Linked DNA regions of Homo sapiens: region 2 is linked to region 1. The links are chromatin loops, found by intact Hi-C in ENCODE. Cell type or tissue: sigmoid colon. All regions are shown on one strand.

Region 1 (8,000 bases):
GTAGTTAACTCGTTTAATCTGCCCAACAACTCTAGAAAGCAGGTACTTTATGCGACCCATTCTGAAGATGAAGAAAGTATGGAAATGACAGTTAATGAACAAAGGTCACACAGGCGACTGGCGGAAGACCTAAGGTTTGAACCTAAACAGTCTGGCTCCAAATGGCATGCTTTTAACCACTACGCTGTACAGCCAAGACTATCAAATTCACCTTGGCTGGTCTGAGAATTATAAAGACCACTACCTACTCAGACCTTTTAATCCCACCCTGACAGAAATACAAATACATGAAAACTTCTTTCCACATTTACTCACCAAAGATCTTTGCGCAGTGATCCATTCACTGTGACCACCATCTCTCTTCTTAGCACATGCGTGCAGAAAATCTAGTTCCAAAATGGAGTCAATCCAACCAAATTAGGAAATTCCTATTCTACTCCCCTCTGCACCTCAAGAATTTCATACAACTGAATGTTGATCTCAACAGAAATCTTGTGGCTCATCACTCATCTACAAGAACTGCTAACTAAGGAATTGCTTCTAATATCATGAACTCCAAACCCACTTCAATAATGGGGGCATGGACACACGCATTAAAATCTCACCTACAATTCAAAAACTCACAATCCCATCTTAGACAATAGTTCTAATCCCACGTAACAAGGTTGATAATGAATTGCCAACTATTTCTAGTTTCTCTACTCTTACTTGCCCCAAAAGCTCAAAGCACTTCATGAGAGAAGTGACTTACAAATAATAATGACAGAAGCACCCAAGTAAAAGGGGAAAAGTAAGGACCCAGATACACAGCCCTTCCTTCATCAGAGATGTGTATTTCACCCTGGCTTTCCACCCTATTGTTCTTATTGTATGATTCCCTCTTTTCTTGCACTTGGATTTCTTCCTTGGTGCCATTCGTTTCACTGTGTGTGTGTGTTGTTGTTTTTTATTTTTGAGACAGGTCTTGCTTTGTCACCCAGGCTGGAATGCAGTGGCACAATCACAGCTCACCATAACCTCGGCCTCCCAGACTCAAGTGATCCTCCCACCCCACGAGTAACTGGGACCACAAGCACACACCACCACCACATGACTAAATTTTTTTTTATAGACAGAGTCTCACTATGTTGCCCAGGCTAGTCTTGAACTTCCTCGGCCTCTTTAAAATGTTGGGATTACAGGCATGAGCCACTGTGCCCAGCTGTGTGTATTTTTTAATATGATAAAGCTTGTTTAATATGTTACAAAGTCTTATTTATTTTATTTATTTAGTTTTTTAAGAGACAGGGTCTCACTCTGTTGTCCAGGCTGGACTGCAGTGGCATGATCATAGCTCACTATAACTACAACCTCCTGGGCTCAAGCAATCCTCCCACCTCAGCTTCCCAAGTAGCTAGGACTACAGGCATGTGCCATCATGCCCAGCTAAATTTTTTTCATTTTTTTCTTGGTAGAAATGGGGTCTCACTACATTAACCAGGCTAGTCTCAAACTCCTGGCCTCAAGTAATCCTCCCACCTTAGCCTTCCAAAGACTGGGATTACAGGCGTGGGCCACAGCACCCAGCCACAAAGTTTTCTTTAAATGGCCAATTCGGCTGAGGAAAAAAATACTCATCGTGAAAATCAAGTAGGTCAATATGTTGGCTAAAATTTCCAATTGCCTTTAGCAGCCAGCAGATATGAAAGTAAAAGGAACAATCCCAATCCTTGAGTTTATTTTTAGGCTCCCCAAGAAAGAATAATAACATACCTGGTTTAATTTCTCAAGTACTCCTATATTTGATAACTCACTGAGCTGCTTTTTGTGGCCTCTGTGACTCTTTAATCCAATGCATTCCACAAAGCAAAGATCACTTTAAAGCACTCTCCCCACCCCATCCTCTTTCTCACAAAAGGTGATGTTTCATTTTCCCAACTTCCTTTTGGTAAATTATTACATGGACCTGCTTTCCCTGGGAAAAGTCCAGAAGCATATCTTCTAATTTAAGGAATGTACCAAACATTTTGAGTCCTACAGACCCTTCTGATTGGTCATGAATGTAACAATCAGCCTTTCTCCTGTGACACTTTTAATTCAAAAACAAACCCAAGGCAACCTTCAAAGCTGAAAGTGCTGAAATTCCAGAATCAGAAAAGAAAAAAAAACTTGCTCATTGATCAAGGTGACACAGTGCATGACTTCAGTATTTAATAGAGTGCTAACTACTGTATACTTAAATCAACTTCCATAAATTCCCAATGATGATACAAACCATTTACCTGGAGGCCCCAAAACATAAAATCTATGACAGACTTTGATATTAATTTTTATTGAACATTAACATTACACCCTATAGACATGAACATATTACCTACGATTTATGCAGCAGTAGACTTTTGTAACCTCACGAAATTCATGTTGTTAAGTCTTCATTCAACCCCCATCCCCCTACGTGCACAAACAAATACACAAACCTGCTCTGATAAAATCAACAATTACACTTGCTTCCCTCTCTGAGTTGCCAAGTCATCAGATCCACCCACCCGGATCCCTTTATGACTGTAAAGTTTATGGATTACTTATTTCTCACGGGTTTTGCTTCCTGACATACTGTAACCACTTTCCTTTTATAAAGCTCTGATCAATTCTCAGAAGCATATTGGCAGAGGACAGTGAGCAACAGTAGCAAAGATGTTTTTAGGATTTTATTACTTGGAGTCTTGTTTGCAAAGAACTTTACACTCACATCAGAGCCTTCTTACACTTTAGAAATGGAAGCATTCGTAATCCTATTTAACACACACCAAAAATAAGGTTAAGTCACTTGCAAAAGACCACCCAGTAGATACAAGGTAGAGTTCAGGTGCAAGGTAGCAAGTGTTCCATCTACCCTTTTAATTTCCTCAGCCACCAAAATTCAAGTTTTTGTTTTTTAATTAAGGCTGACATCACTCGTGTGAGCAGAATCAGCTCATCACATGCGGCACCACTAGCAGCTAGACTCTAGCTGCTAGAACATCTCCTTCCCAGTTTGTTGTTGTTATCGTTGTTGTTGTTGTTGGGGCAGAATAGACGGTTTGAGAGCAGAAGAGGCGAGAACAGAACCTATGAGCCCAGTGATAGGTGTGATAATAAAGACGAGTTTTGAGTTTCTGATAAGCAGTTTATTTTTAAGGACCCAAAATAATCTACCTTGACATTCCTCCCAAGTAATACATTCATGTTTTTCTTGATAACAATATAACTGTTATCCAAATAAACCTTAGATTTACTTAGGAAATAGTTTTAATAGAAAGTTTAAGAAGTCAAATATAAGACTAGTATTACCATATAAAAATCCCACGTAGAATCTACTTTTTCTCATCAGGCAAGGTCCCAAATAAAAAACCACTTTCAGTAATGAGCCTTGTAAAGGTACAACCTAAATGTTTTTTATATGCTTATCAAAAAGTTGCAAGGTAAAAAAATAAAATTTTTGTCTCATGAAAATTCAAAACCACATACAAAATTTGTATTTTTCTAATTAAGACTTTCCCTACATTGGACATCCAGAAAGTACTACAGAACATATGAGAATCTGATCTTTTATTATGAGTAATAGGTGTTTCTTCTTCACCACCAGAGGTCAGAATCCAGAATTAAGTCCTTATTTTTCTAAAGTATTAAAGTTTTATACTTTAACCTCATGAATCTTGGAGCAACTTTAAAAGCCACTTAAAACAAAACAAAAAAGCCCTCATTTCTCGACACTAAATGTAACTGTAGAAAACAGTTTCACAAAGGAAGAAGAGAGGGCAGACATTCTGGTTATTTCTTCCCCCAAAATACTCTAGAAGAGCTTATATGCATATCCACAAGGAGGTAATAGTTGTTGAGTCGGCCTCACATTTATTCGCAGATTCAACAAAGGACAGCTGACAAGCATGTGCCAGGCATGGTGTTAGGTGCCCAGGACATGAGAGAAAAAAAATCCCTCCACTCATGGAGAAATCTGACCTCAATTCCATCTGACCTCAATTCATCTGTAACACTCATTCAACAAACACACTGAACACCTCCTAGAGCCAGCATGTTTGGAATGAACGATTTGTCTATATAAGATCCTGCTCATTATCTTGCCTTTCTACTGAAATAGAGTTTATCCCATGCCTATGACAGAAAATTCATCTCTAAATATTATTCTACTATTCACTGGACTTCCCCCAAAAGGCTGGTCAAATTACTTGACCTTTTAGACATTCTTATCTTACAGATCTAGAAGACAGGAAACAACAGGAGCTTGAATATGTAACTAAGTTTTTATAACTACATTAGAAACTTTCCTTGCCTGTACAAGACAAAAAATAAACAGCTTTTTTTTTTTTAATTTACAATTCACAAAAATAGACAATCACAACCCTCCTGGCAAAAGAAAATGTTCCCAGAATACTAAATACTAATTTGAGGAAAACTTCACATACTAAAATCACAAATCTCTGAGTCAGGTATTTCTCTTTAGAGAAAAGCAAATCAATTGTAATGGTCCAGCAGCTTTTCATACCCTTGATAATGACTAGTTTCTTCCACATAAGAATTTTCCTTTTCCTCTCTGTTCAGTTCCAAATACTGTTTGTTCAAACTGAATCAATTTCATATTTAGGATTTTTAACTGGATCACACTTTCTGCCTAACATTTTTCATATAACCCCTCATTAAAGAGACATTAACAATTTCAATCAAACCAATTCCACTTCCTTACCCAAAAACTTAATTTCCTGTACAGTACTGCTTTCATTTCACCTTTAAAAAAATCTCAGTTCACAATTTTTTAAAGACCTCTGTTCTCTATTACTTAAGAAAATTCATAGTCTGGCAGAATATGCACCAATACAGGTTGTTACAAGTTTGGCTACTCAGTTTCTGATGGATCTTCTGGTACATAAAACCAAATTACATATTCAAGCTCCTGTCCCTACTTAAAATTCATTTTTAAAATTACTGAACACCAAAAATGGATGACATGAACAAAATATACTCACAGAATGTTACAACAGTCCATATAAGATGCAATAAGAAAGAAAATCAATGAAACAATATTATAAATTGCACAAAACTCTCAATAAAACAAAGTTCAGCAAAACAAAGCTGATTATATATACTTTAAACTTTTAACTGACTTCACTTACCTCTCAATCTGACAAGGATACCTACTTTCCCTCTGTAAAATACATGGGTGACACCCTCCAAAGAGCAAATGTATATAGCTATTAAGTACCTCTCCCATAATATACTTAGTACAAGGCATCTTGTTTGTTCCGAAACCTGGCTTTTTGCTTTTGTTCTTGACCATTTGCTCTTGTACTTAAGTAATTTATTATTTTGTTAACCAATAAAATGAGGGTGAAAAATGACTACTTTTGAAAAACTAAATTAACTACTTTGCAGATACTCAAACGGAAGTGGCTAAATTAATAACTGCCTAATGAACGGTGGAAAGAGAATTTAAGTCTGTAAGAAACAATAATTTTAATCTTAATTTTAATTATTCCTTTCTAATTAATTAACTACAACTAGACCAAGTAGTCAGCTGGTGTCGAATTAAGAAGTGTTTCGTGAAGCTAAACAAATATGATAAAGCATATGGTGGTGGCCACTCCCAATCATCCCCTTCCCCAGGGTGGCCAGACGAGTCTTCAGATAGCACTCCTCCTGAAGGTCATCTAACTGACCCCACAAATCATCTTAACCTAATCTTACACTGGATTCTCTGGTTTATTTTCATGCCGGAAATAGCATTTTGGTTGAAAACACAGTTTCCTCTGTAAGTATTAGCCTCCAACCTAAATTTTTAGAGCTGAAACTGAGTTCTATTTTTTTTTAATAGAGACAGCGTCTCACCATGTTGCCCAGGGTGGTCTTGAACTCCTGGGTTCAAACAGTTCTCCCACCCAAAGTCCTAGGATTACAGGCGTGAGCCACCAGACCCAGGCTGCAACTGAGTTCTTGAACCCATAAAGCTGAGAAAACATAAAACTTAAAATCTCACTACTCTACTACATTCTACACTGATGGTCTTTAAACCGGGCTATGTATAACATTTAGGGCACATGAAAACTCTAAAGGAAAACAACTATCTCTCCATCTTCAACTTCCTTGTAAAATAATATGCCTGAGAATTTCCCTTCTCTTTCCTAACTGCCTCTCACTTCCTAAAGTGGGCATACCTCTCAGCCACCACCCTCCCCTCATCTCACTAGGCACACTGCCCACGATTATAAAACCTCCCAGGCAACAAGGAGGAGACCCACTAGAAGCAAACTGGTCTTGATGCAAATAAATAAATAAGAAACATTTCTAGACGTCTAAAAGGGAACAAAATGCTTTTGCAAGTTGGATTGCTTCAAACAAAATTACAGGAGCATCCATTCTTTAAGCCATCTGCCAACAAATCATTAAAAATAAGTTCTGATGAGATTACTGTGTGAGTTTTGCCATATAACTTCAGAAAAACTCCAAACAATTGACTGGCACTGCTATAATACTCCCTTTTTCATTTTTGACAAGTTTTTTCAGTGCCTGCATCTTACACAGAAAAGAAAAAGGGAAAATAAAAATGATGCCAAATCTTTTCTCATCTAGTAATAAACGAATTTATAAAGAATAAAACACCTGTATATATGCAATAGATGAATGTATAAACAGAAATATTTTTATTTTTTATCAATCATTTATCAGAATTTGTAATATAATCATGTTATTTTGATCAACTCCATTCCACAAATGGAAATATTTATACAATTACTTCTGGATTAAATAATCCTTGAGGCATAGGATATTTTTAATTTTCAGTATTGATATATTTTTATTACATAAGTATGACATGATAATCCATAAAAGACTCTAAAACATGAACATGTATTATATTAGAATAAAAAGTGGGGGAGAAGGCCAGGCGCAGTGGCTCAAACCTGTAATCTCGGCACTTTGAGAGGCCGAGGTGGGCGGATCACAAGGTAAGGAGTTCGAGACCAGCCTGGCCAACAAGGTGAAACCCCATCTCTACTAAAAACATAAAAATTAGCCAGCCGTGGTGGCGGGCACCTGTAATCCCAGCTACTCAGGAGGCTGAGCCAGAAAAATCCCTTGAACCCAAGAGTAGGAGGTTGCAGTGATCCGAGATCGCACCACTGCACTCCAGCCTGGGCGAAAGAGCAAAACTCCATCTCAAAATAAATAAATAAATAAATAAAAGTTGGGGGAGAAATAAGATAACAAAAGAGTTCAAGTAAACAGGGAGAGATAAGTTTCCAATTAAAGAGCTTGTTCACTGATTTTTTTAATGAATGGTGGCTGGTATGACAATGTTAGATTTTTCATCAGCTCTACTTAAGTATATTATGTAAAAGGCCTATTTTTAAAAGCCAATTTTTACAATATGCCCCAAATTACGTATTTTGAAACAACCTAAGTTATAATGACAACGTATGCAATCAGCACAAGATTTGAAGACCATGGAGCTATACCAGTAGCAGTCGGTCTGCACTCAATGACTACGATTCAGAAGAAGAACGCAACCTACTGTTCCAGTCTTTAACTAACAACAGCTCCTCGGTTTGCACCTGCAGTTGGAGTCTCAGGAACATCATTTCCTCCACAAGCTTTGCACTTTCCCACCTCCTGGCCCCTGTTCATACCACCAAGAAAACAGACCCAGTCCTCCTCAAATTCCACCATTCTTCCTTAAGCAGGGGCTTTTGGTCAGGTGCTGTGAACTGCTAATTTGGTAGGAGAGCAGAATAACATAGTGGGGTAGTGGGGTTGAGGGCATGGAATGTGGTAGCAGGTTACCTGGTTTCAAAATCTGCCTCTACAATTTACTAGTTTAAGCCAATTAATCTCTCTGTGGTCCAATTTCCTCATCTTTAAAATGGGAATTATAATCAACATTACCTGATGGGGGTGTTGTAAACTGAATGAATTAATATAGCTAAAACCTTTAAAGCCCTGCTTGACAGTTTTTGCCACATCATCGTTATTGC
Region 2 (8,000 bases), 390 kb after region 1:
ATCGAGACTGTCCTGGTTAACACGGTGAAACCCTGTCTCTACTAAAAATACAAAAAAAACAGGGATGCCCTCTCTCACCACCCCGATTCAACATAGTGTTGGAAGTTCTGACCAGGGCAATCAGGCAGGAGAAGGAAACAAAATTAGGAAAAGAGGAAATCAAATTGTCCCTGTTTGTAGATGGCATGATTGTATATCTAGAAAACCCCATCGTGTCAGCCCAAAATCTCCTTAAGCTCATAGGCAACTTCAGCAAAGTCTCAGAATACAAAATCAATGTGCAAAAATCACAAACATTTTTATACATCAATAACAGACAAACAAAGAGCCAAATCATGAGTGAACTCCCATTCACAATTGCTTCAAAGAGAATAAAATACCTAGGAATCCAACTTACAAGGGATGTGAAGGACCTCTTCAAGGAGAACTACAAACCACTGCTCAATGAAATAAAAGAGGATACAAACAAATGGAAGAACATTCCATGCTCATGGGTAGGAAGAATCAATATCGTGAAAATGGCCATACTGCCCAAGGTAATTTACAGATTCAATGCCATCCCCATCAAGCTACCAATGACTTTCTTCACAGAATTGGAAAAAACTACTTTAAAGTTCATATGGAACCAAAAAAGAGCCCACATTGCCAAGTCAATCCTAAGCCAAAAGAACAAAGCTGGAGGCATCACGCTACCTGACTTCAAACTATACTACAAGGCTACAGTAACCAAAACAGCATGGTACTGGTACCAAAACAGAGATATAGACCAATGGAGCAGAACAGAGCTCTCAGAAATAATGCCACATATCTACAACCATCTGATCTTTGACAAAGCTGACAAAAACAAGCAATGGGGAAAGGATTCCCTATTTAATAAATGGTGCTGGGAAAACTGGCTAGCCATATGTAGAAAGCTGAAACTGGATCCCTTCCTTACACCTTATACAAAAATTAATTCAAGATGGATTAAAGACTTACATGTTAGACCTAAAACCATAAAAACCCTAGACGAAAACCTAGACAATACCATTCAGGACATAGGCATGGGCAAGGACTGCATGTCTAAAACACCAAAAGCAATGTCAAGAAAGGCCAAAATTGACAAATGGGATCTAATTAAACTAAAGAGCTTCTGCACAGCAAAAGAAACTACCATCAGAGTGAACAGGCAACCTACAGAATGGGAGAGAATTTTTGCAATCTACTCATCTGACAAAAGGCTAATATCCAGAATCTACAATGAACTCAAACAAATTCACAAGAAAAAAACAGACAACCCCATCAACAAGTGGGCAAAGGATATGAACAGACACTTCTCAAAAGAAGACATTTATGCAGCCAAAAGACACATGAAAAAATGCTCATCATCACTGGCCATCAGAGAAATGCAAATCAAAACCACAATGAGATACCATCTCACACCAGTTAGAATGGCAATCATTAAAAAGTCAGGAAACAACAGGTGCTAGAGAGGATGTGGAGAAATAGGAACACTTTTACACTGTTGGTGGGACCGTAAACTAGTTCAACCGTTGTGGAAGTCAGTGTGGCGATTCCTCAGGGATCTGGAACTAGAAATACCATTTGACCCAGCCATTCCATTACTGGGTATATACCCAAAGGTTTATAAATCATGCTGCTATAAAGACACATGCACACGTATGTTTATTGCGGCACTATTCACAATAGCAAAGACTTGGAACCAACCCAAATGTCCAACAATGATAGACTGGATTAAGAAAATGTGGCACATATACACCATGGAATACTATGCAGCCATAAAAAAGGATGAGTTCATATCCTTTGTAGGGACATGGATGAAGCTGGAAACCATCATTCTCAGCAAACTGTCGCAAGGACAAAAACCAAACACCACATGTTCTCACTCATAGGTGGGAATTGAACAATGAGAACACATGGACACAGGAAGCGGAACATCACACACGGGGGCCTGTTGTGGGGTGGGGGGAGTGGGGAGGGATAGCATTAGGGGATATACCTAATGTTAAATGACAAGTTAATGGGTACAGCACACCAATATGGCACCTGTATACATATGTAGCTAACCTGCACATTGTGCACATGTACCCTAAAACTTATAATAAAGAAAAGAAAAGAAAGATTGTAGATATATTAAAAAAAGATTATCTTACCAATTTTTAAGAATTCATTATATATTATGTACATGAACTTTAGTCTACCATATTTATTACAAATATTTTTCTCAGTCATTTTGCTGATTTACTTTTTAAAAAGAATATAAATGTATTATTACCACTGAACTGTACCCTTAAAAATGATAAAGATGGTACTTTTATATGTATATTTTACCTTAATAAAAATTAAATTAAAAATTGAAAAAAAAATACAGAAAAAAAATTAGCAGGGCGTGGTTGCAGGCGCCTGTAGTCCCAGCTACTCAGGAGGCTGAGGCAGTAGTATGGTGTGAACCCGGGAGGCGGAGCTTGCAGTGAGCCGAGATCGTGCCACTGCACTCCAGCCTGGGCGACAGAGCGAGACTCTCTTCTCAAAAAAAAAAAAAAAAAGAGTGTGGTTTGAATATGAGTAAAGAAAGAGTTTGATGGCATGGTTGAAGTATCTTGAAAATAGAAAATGATTAATGAGAAAAATAGGGAAATTTAGCTGTTATTTGAATCCAATGAAGAGTTGAGATTTTGAACCTAATCCATGCATTTATATTGCCTTTTACAACCTAGGAATAAGATATTTTCATGTCTCTTTCCATCCCTCCTGCCTCCTCTTACCACCCAAAGATGTTCATTGTAGCTTAGCTCAAGATGTTATAAAGTTGGGAAAAAATGTGAGATTAAGATGCCGCCAACTTTAGCCAGTGGCACAGTCAGGAGTGACTTTCAGGCATTGTCTCCATCAGTTTTCAGGAAGGTTGTTTAAATGCGGGGAGTACCATGGGGATGAATTACCCACCATACAGATACTGAGGTGTTTAAAAATTTCGTATGTCCAAGCATATTTAACTTTAAAATTTATTTTTGTTACTAATAAGTTTCTTATTTCTTCATTCTTACCTTCTTTGTTGATTCTTACCTTCTTTTATTTTATTTTTTTTTGTTTTTATTTTTTATTTTTTAAATTTATTTTATTTTTTTTCTTTCTTTTTTTTAAATTATACTTTAAGTTCTAGGGTACATGTGCACAACGCGCAGGTTTGTTGCATATGTATACATGTGCCATGTTGGTGTGCTGCACCCATTAACTCGTCATTTACATTAGGCGTATCTCCTAATGCTATCCCTCCCCCCTCCCTCCACCCCACGACAGGCCCCAGTGTGTGATGTTCCCCACCCTGTGTCCAAGTGTTCTCATTGTTCAGTTCCCACCTATGAGTGAGAACATGCGTCCAAGTGTTCTCATTGTTCAATTCCCACCTATGACTGAGAACATGCTGCGTTTGGTTTTCTATCCTTTTTAATGAACAACTATATTGAGAGAGAGACGGGTAGGCCTGGACTTCCTGTCCAGTTAGTGGACACTTGCCTGTCTGTTAGAGCCCAATTAAAAGCTCAGGCCCTTCAAGAAGTCCTTCTTCCATCCTCTCCAAACTTTTAGTTCTACGGTTAATGAAGTTTAGTGCTTCATCATTACTAATGCTCTCTAGGTGTCAGTCCTTGTGCAGTTCTCCCTTTTTTTTTTTTTTTTTTGAGATAGGATATCACTCTGTTGCTCAGGCTGGAGTGCAGTGATACCACAATCATGGCTTACTGCAAGTTCGACCTCCTGGGCTCAAGCAATCCTCCTGCCTCAGCCTCAAGTAGCTGGTACTACAGGCATATGCAACCATGCTTGACTAATTTTTTTATTTTTTGTAGAGACAGGGTCTTACTGTGTTGCCTAGGCCGGTGTTGAACTCCTGGCCTCGAGTAATCCTCCCAACCCTGGCCTCCCAAAGTAATGGGATTACAGATGTGAGCCACTGCACCCAGCATAGTTCTCTTTTTGGCTTCAGGTTCAACTGATACTTACTGAGCAGCTGCATACTGAGCTAGGCATTTTCACATCTGTTTCTCATGGAGTTACATCCATGTCACAACCTAAACATGATACTGAAGTAGGAATCATCATCACTTTGGTTTACAGATAAAGAATGTGAGTCTCAGATAGGAGGCTTGTTTCAGGGTCATATGCTTAATAAGTGGCAGAGCCAAGAGAGAAACCTGGGACATCTGACTTCAAAGCCATTTTTCTTTCTTACATAACACAGTATGGATAACACATTTCAATAGAAGGAAAGCAGTTTGATGCTGGACAGTATACTGTGTATTTATTTTTTTTCTGACATGCAAGTGTCACCCACACTTTTTTTTTTAATATTTTAATTCTTCCTTCTGCTTTTTAACTAGACCCAGACCTGAAAGCCTGACTCATGATTTAAAGTATTCCCTTATCTAATGAGATTTCAGGAGTCTAGGGCAAGCCTCCCTCAAGTGAAACAGTGGAAGTCTTACTAGAAGGTAGTTAGTAGATGCGGGAGTGTACTCCCTCAAATGATAGAATTCACCCAGAGCAAATTCACCATGCTTCCCGATTTAATGGACATCTCCCTGCTGAAAGAACCCGCACACCTGGCCAGGCTGGTGTTCGTGAGCCTATCACTAAGATTTTACTGCCATCTAGTGGTAGCTCATTGTGCCATTGTGATCCTCACAGCCGTAACTGTAGTCATGCAGTCATCAATGACCCAAGCTTTGGTTAATTACTACTGAGCTTTTAGAAATGCGATAACATTTGTATAGCGCTTTGTAAAGGGCAAAGCGCTATATAAATGTTAACTGTTATTAGAACTAATTATTAGATGGCCTAGTACTTAATCTGCAGGATTGCCTACAGTAAACTAGGGAATTGAAGATTCATCTCTGATTAATTTTAAAAAATATATATCTGAGTTGATGCAGCAACACAAATATCAGAATTGCTTAGCTTTTAAGTTTCAGGATTTCTTTTGCTGGTGATATTTTAATATACTCTGATAATAGATTCAAATAAGTAATGACATAATAGTGTATGGAATTTAAAAACTCAAATTATCTTTATCATTTGTTAGCACTCTTATAGAACATTTATGTTAGCAACTCCAAAGTTCAGTTTCATACCCAATATTATAATTTGTTTTTATTTCCTCTGTTGGAGACACCAACACTTAACTCCTTTTTGCTTTCAGTGGACAGAAAGTTATAAAAGCTACCTCTGCCCAAGCTATTCTTGGTTCAAAGCTGGCAGACATATCAAAGAGAAGCTAGAATGAGGTAAATATGTGGAATTGCTGAACTAAGCACCTGGGGGAACATTTTAAGACTTAGAACAAGAATAAACACATTAAAATATAGAAGATTTAGAAATCAGAGGGAAATCAGGAATAAAGTTTTAGGACTACATTATTGGTGCATACTGGAAAATTGAGATGAATGAGAGGGGACCTATTCAGAGGGGCAATAGATGTATATGCCATAGCATGTATATACATACACTGTTATATATTCATATGTTACACCAGTCACTTAACTGCCGCTGTAGCAATGAATAGAATCGCTAGTGAATTATAACGTTGCTCAGGTTATAGTAATAATTGCTATGATAAATTTTAGGTAAATGTGAACTAGAAACAGATGTGTTTTTCAAAGCCTTAATACATCTATCTCCTGAGATGATGAAAGAGGGGCTTCAATCTAGGGGATAGAGATATTTATGTGCCCAGGATAGCCTGAAAAGCAAGACTTACATACTTCCTTGTTTATTCAGAAAGTTAAACCCTATTGGAATGAGCTTTGAGAGGAATTTGTTTTCCAGATGAGCCCAATATTCCTCTTTCTGAAATTAGTCTGGCAAGAAACAGAAACTGAATTTTCTTGGTTGAATCTTGCATGATACGTTCAGTGAATTTTACTACTTATAAAATTTGCCTACTACTAAACATAAGAATCAAGCCTTGCTTTTTTCTTCTTCCTCTGTAGATCTTCTCTCTACTCTAGACTCTTAAAATTCTTCATTTGGTTAGTTCTTCAGCTTTCAATAAATACTGGTTGAGTGCCTGTATACGCCAAGCAGTATACTAGGTGCAGCAGATACTGTGGTAGGGAAAAAAACAGAAAAGGTATACCCACCCTTATGGAGCTTTCAGGCCAGGGAAGAGATAATAATCAACCAATACCCCAAATAATTTTCATCAGAGTTTATAATTAAAATTGTATGAAGTAAATTAGCACAGGGTGCTGTGGGAGAGTATTAAAGAGGCTCTCTGCTGGGCGAGAGATGATGTCTCTGAGGAAGTAACATTTGAAATCTTAAGCATAAGTAGCAGTTAAATAGTCAAAGAGAGAACAACAGTCAAATGTGTCTAAGTATTAATCAAATTTTGTCTAATTATATCTTTGGTCTAATTCTGTCAAATTGTTATATGCATCAATATACAAAGATAGCCAAAAAACTTCCCTGTAGATTCTAAATAATAGCAAAGGCTTTACATTCATATTAATCAAGAGTAGCCTTTCCTCTTCCGTAAATGTGATTAGTCTCAAAAGCATGTTCTATTGAGATCTTAGATGTTGATTTAACTGGTTGAAAATGCATTGAGCTTGTTAAGTTTACGAAGCTGTAACAGCAGTTCTGCCTGACTAATGATGGATTATTACTGTAGTAGCTTCTTTACGAAGGATTTTTGAATGGCTGATCGTTATGCAACAGAAACTAGAAAAACACACTTGAGATACGGTGCCTTCTCATACGTATTCCATCATGGCACCATGAAGGGCACTGAGAGGGGCTTTGGGTTTGGCAGATGGGGCAGAAGGCTAGGAATAAAAAAAATCCCCTTGTATTGGCCGTGCTCTGCTGGATGCTCTCTGTGTGACCTTGAGCAAATCCTGTAGCCTGTCTATCCTTCTGGGTATCTTCTTTTAGGTGTGGGTGCTCCATTTGCACGTTGGGGGAAGTAAGTAACATGTTCATAAAATTATGCAAATGTTCTTGACACTGACCAAGGGGGTAGATGCTGTTTAAGAGCAAAATGACCTAACATGTGGGCATTGAGATACATTATTGGAGAAATGCCCTGGAATGTCTTCTTCGGCAGCAGATATCATGATGAGAGGCAAGGCAAGCCAGAGTAAGGGTGATTTCTGAAAAAACATTGCATTTTCTCCATTTAAAAAACAATGACAAAAGCTTTTTTTCTTTAAAGTAAAGCATTACCACAAGCTGCATTATCTTACCATACTATCTTGAAGTTTTCTGAGAGAACAATTATTTTCTTTAAATGGATATGTATTCATTCAGGAGAATTGGGGGCACAAAGCCCTAGATTTCAATTGAATTGTCACATGGGGTAACTTTTGACAAGCCTGTCATTTGTCCATTTTCTCTTCTGACCCAGTGGTATTCTGCAAGATCAGAGGGGAGAGAAGGATTAATGTCATTGTGCACAAACAGTTTCTTTAGGAAAGAAATTCCACTTGTTGAAGTTGACTAGGAAACATGAAACACTTAGTAGTACCTCATAATCATGCCTTGCATTTATCTTCTTTGCTATTAGTCAGATATCCTCAGCTCACATCCTGAATTTTAGTCTTTTCTCTCCTTATGCAGCTGATCACAGTATACTCAACATGCAGGTAGGGGTGTTGCAGGGAAAACTACAGCATTTCTGTAAGGGCACAAATAAAGCTGGTTTATGCCTTTTCCTCTTCTCACCCATAAAGTTTAAGTCAAACTATTTCCTGCCTTTTGTTTTTATCTAGGGGGTGTACAGCACTAGCATGGGCCACAGATACATGTTTTGATGTCAGGTTTTCATTTTGAGGGGAGAGGTATGTGTACTTGTCATGGATGATGGGGCACACCATCTACTAGGCAGCAGAATTTGAATCCAGCCATCTCACCAAGGTTTGAGAGCTCTGTAAACACCCGTGGTAAGTGAAGAGCAATTGTGTGGATTTCTTATGATCCTAACATCTTATCTTTTTTGGCTT

Evidence for each region. A loop is a pair of places that touch in the nucleus more often than their neighbours do. Peaks named below come from ENCODE experiments on the same cell type or tissue, not always from the same donor. Only the 100,000 strongest peaks of a DNase experiment are listed, where the experiment ranks them.
Region 2: a loop joins it to region 1, with 2.7 times the contacts of the local background. A loop is called at or near these places in 14 of 110 quality-filtered maps.

What each region holds. Positions count from the first base shown.
Region 1 is chr9:20,549,496-20,557,495 of GRCh38, forward strand. All of the region lies in intron 2 of MLLT3 (MLLT3 super elongation complex subunit), which reads right to left. Among named protein-coding and RNA genes, the nearest start is that of MIR4474, 51 kb to the left of the region's middle. RefSeq lists an enhancer at 2,392-2,451. In sigmoid colon, a CTCF peak has its summit at 3,608 (motif pointing right); no DNase peak of the experiment used is centred here; H3K27ac peaks cover 1,322 bases.
Region 2 is chr9:20,936,622-20,944,621 of GRCh38, forward strand. The region is part of intron 28 of FOCAD (focadhesin); the gene reads left to right. Among named protein-coding and RNA genes, the nearest start is that of HACD4, 91 kb to the right of the region's middle. RefSeq lists a silencer at 4,699-4,748. In sigmoid colon, a CTCF peak has its summit at 4,645 (motif pointing left); a DNase peak (open chromatin) is centred at 4,630.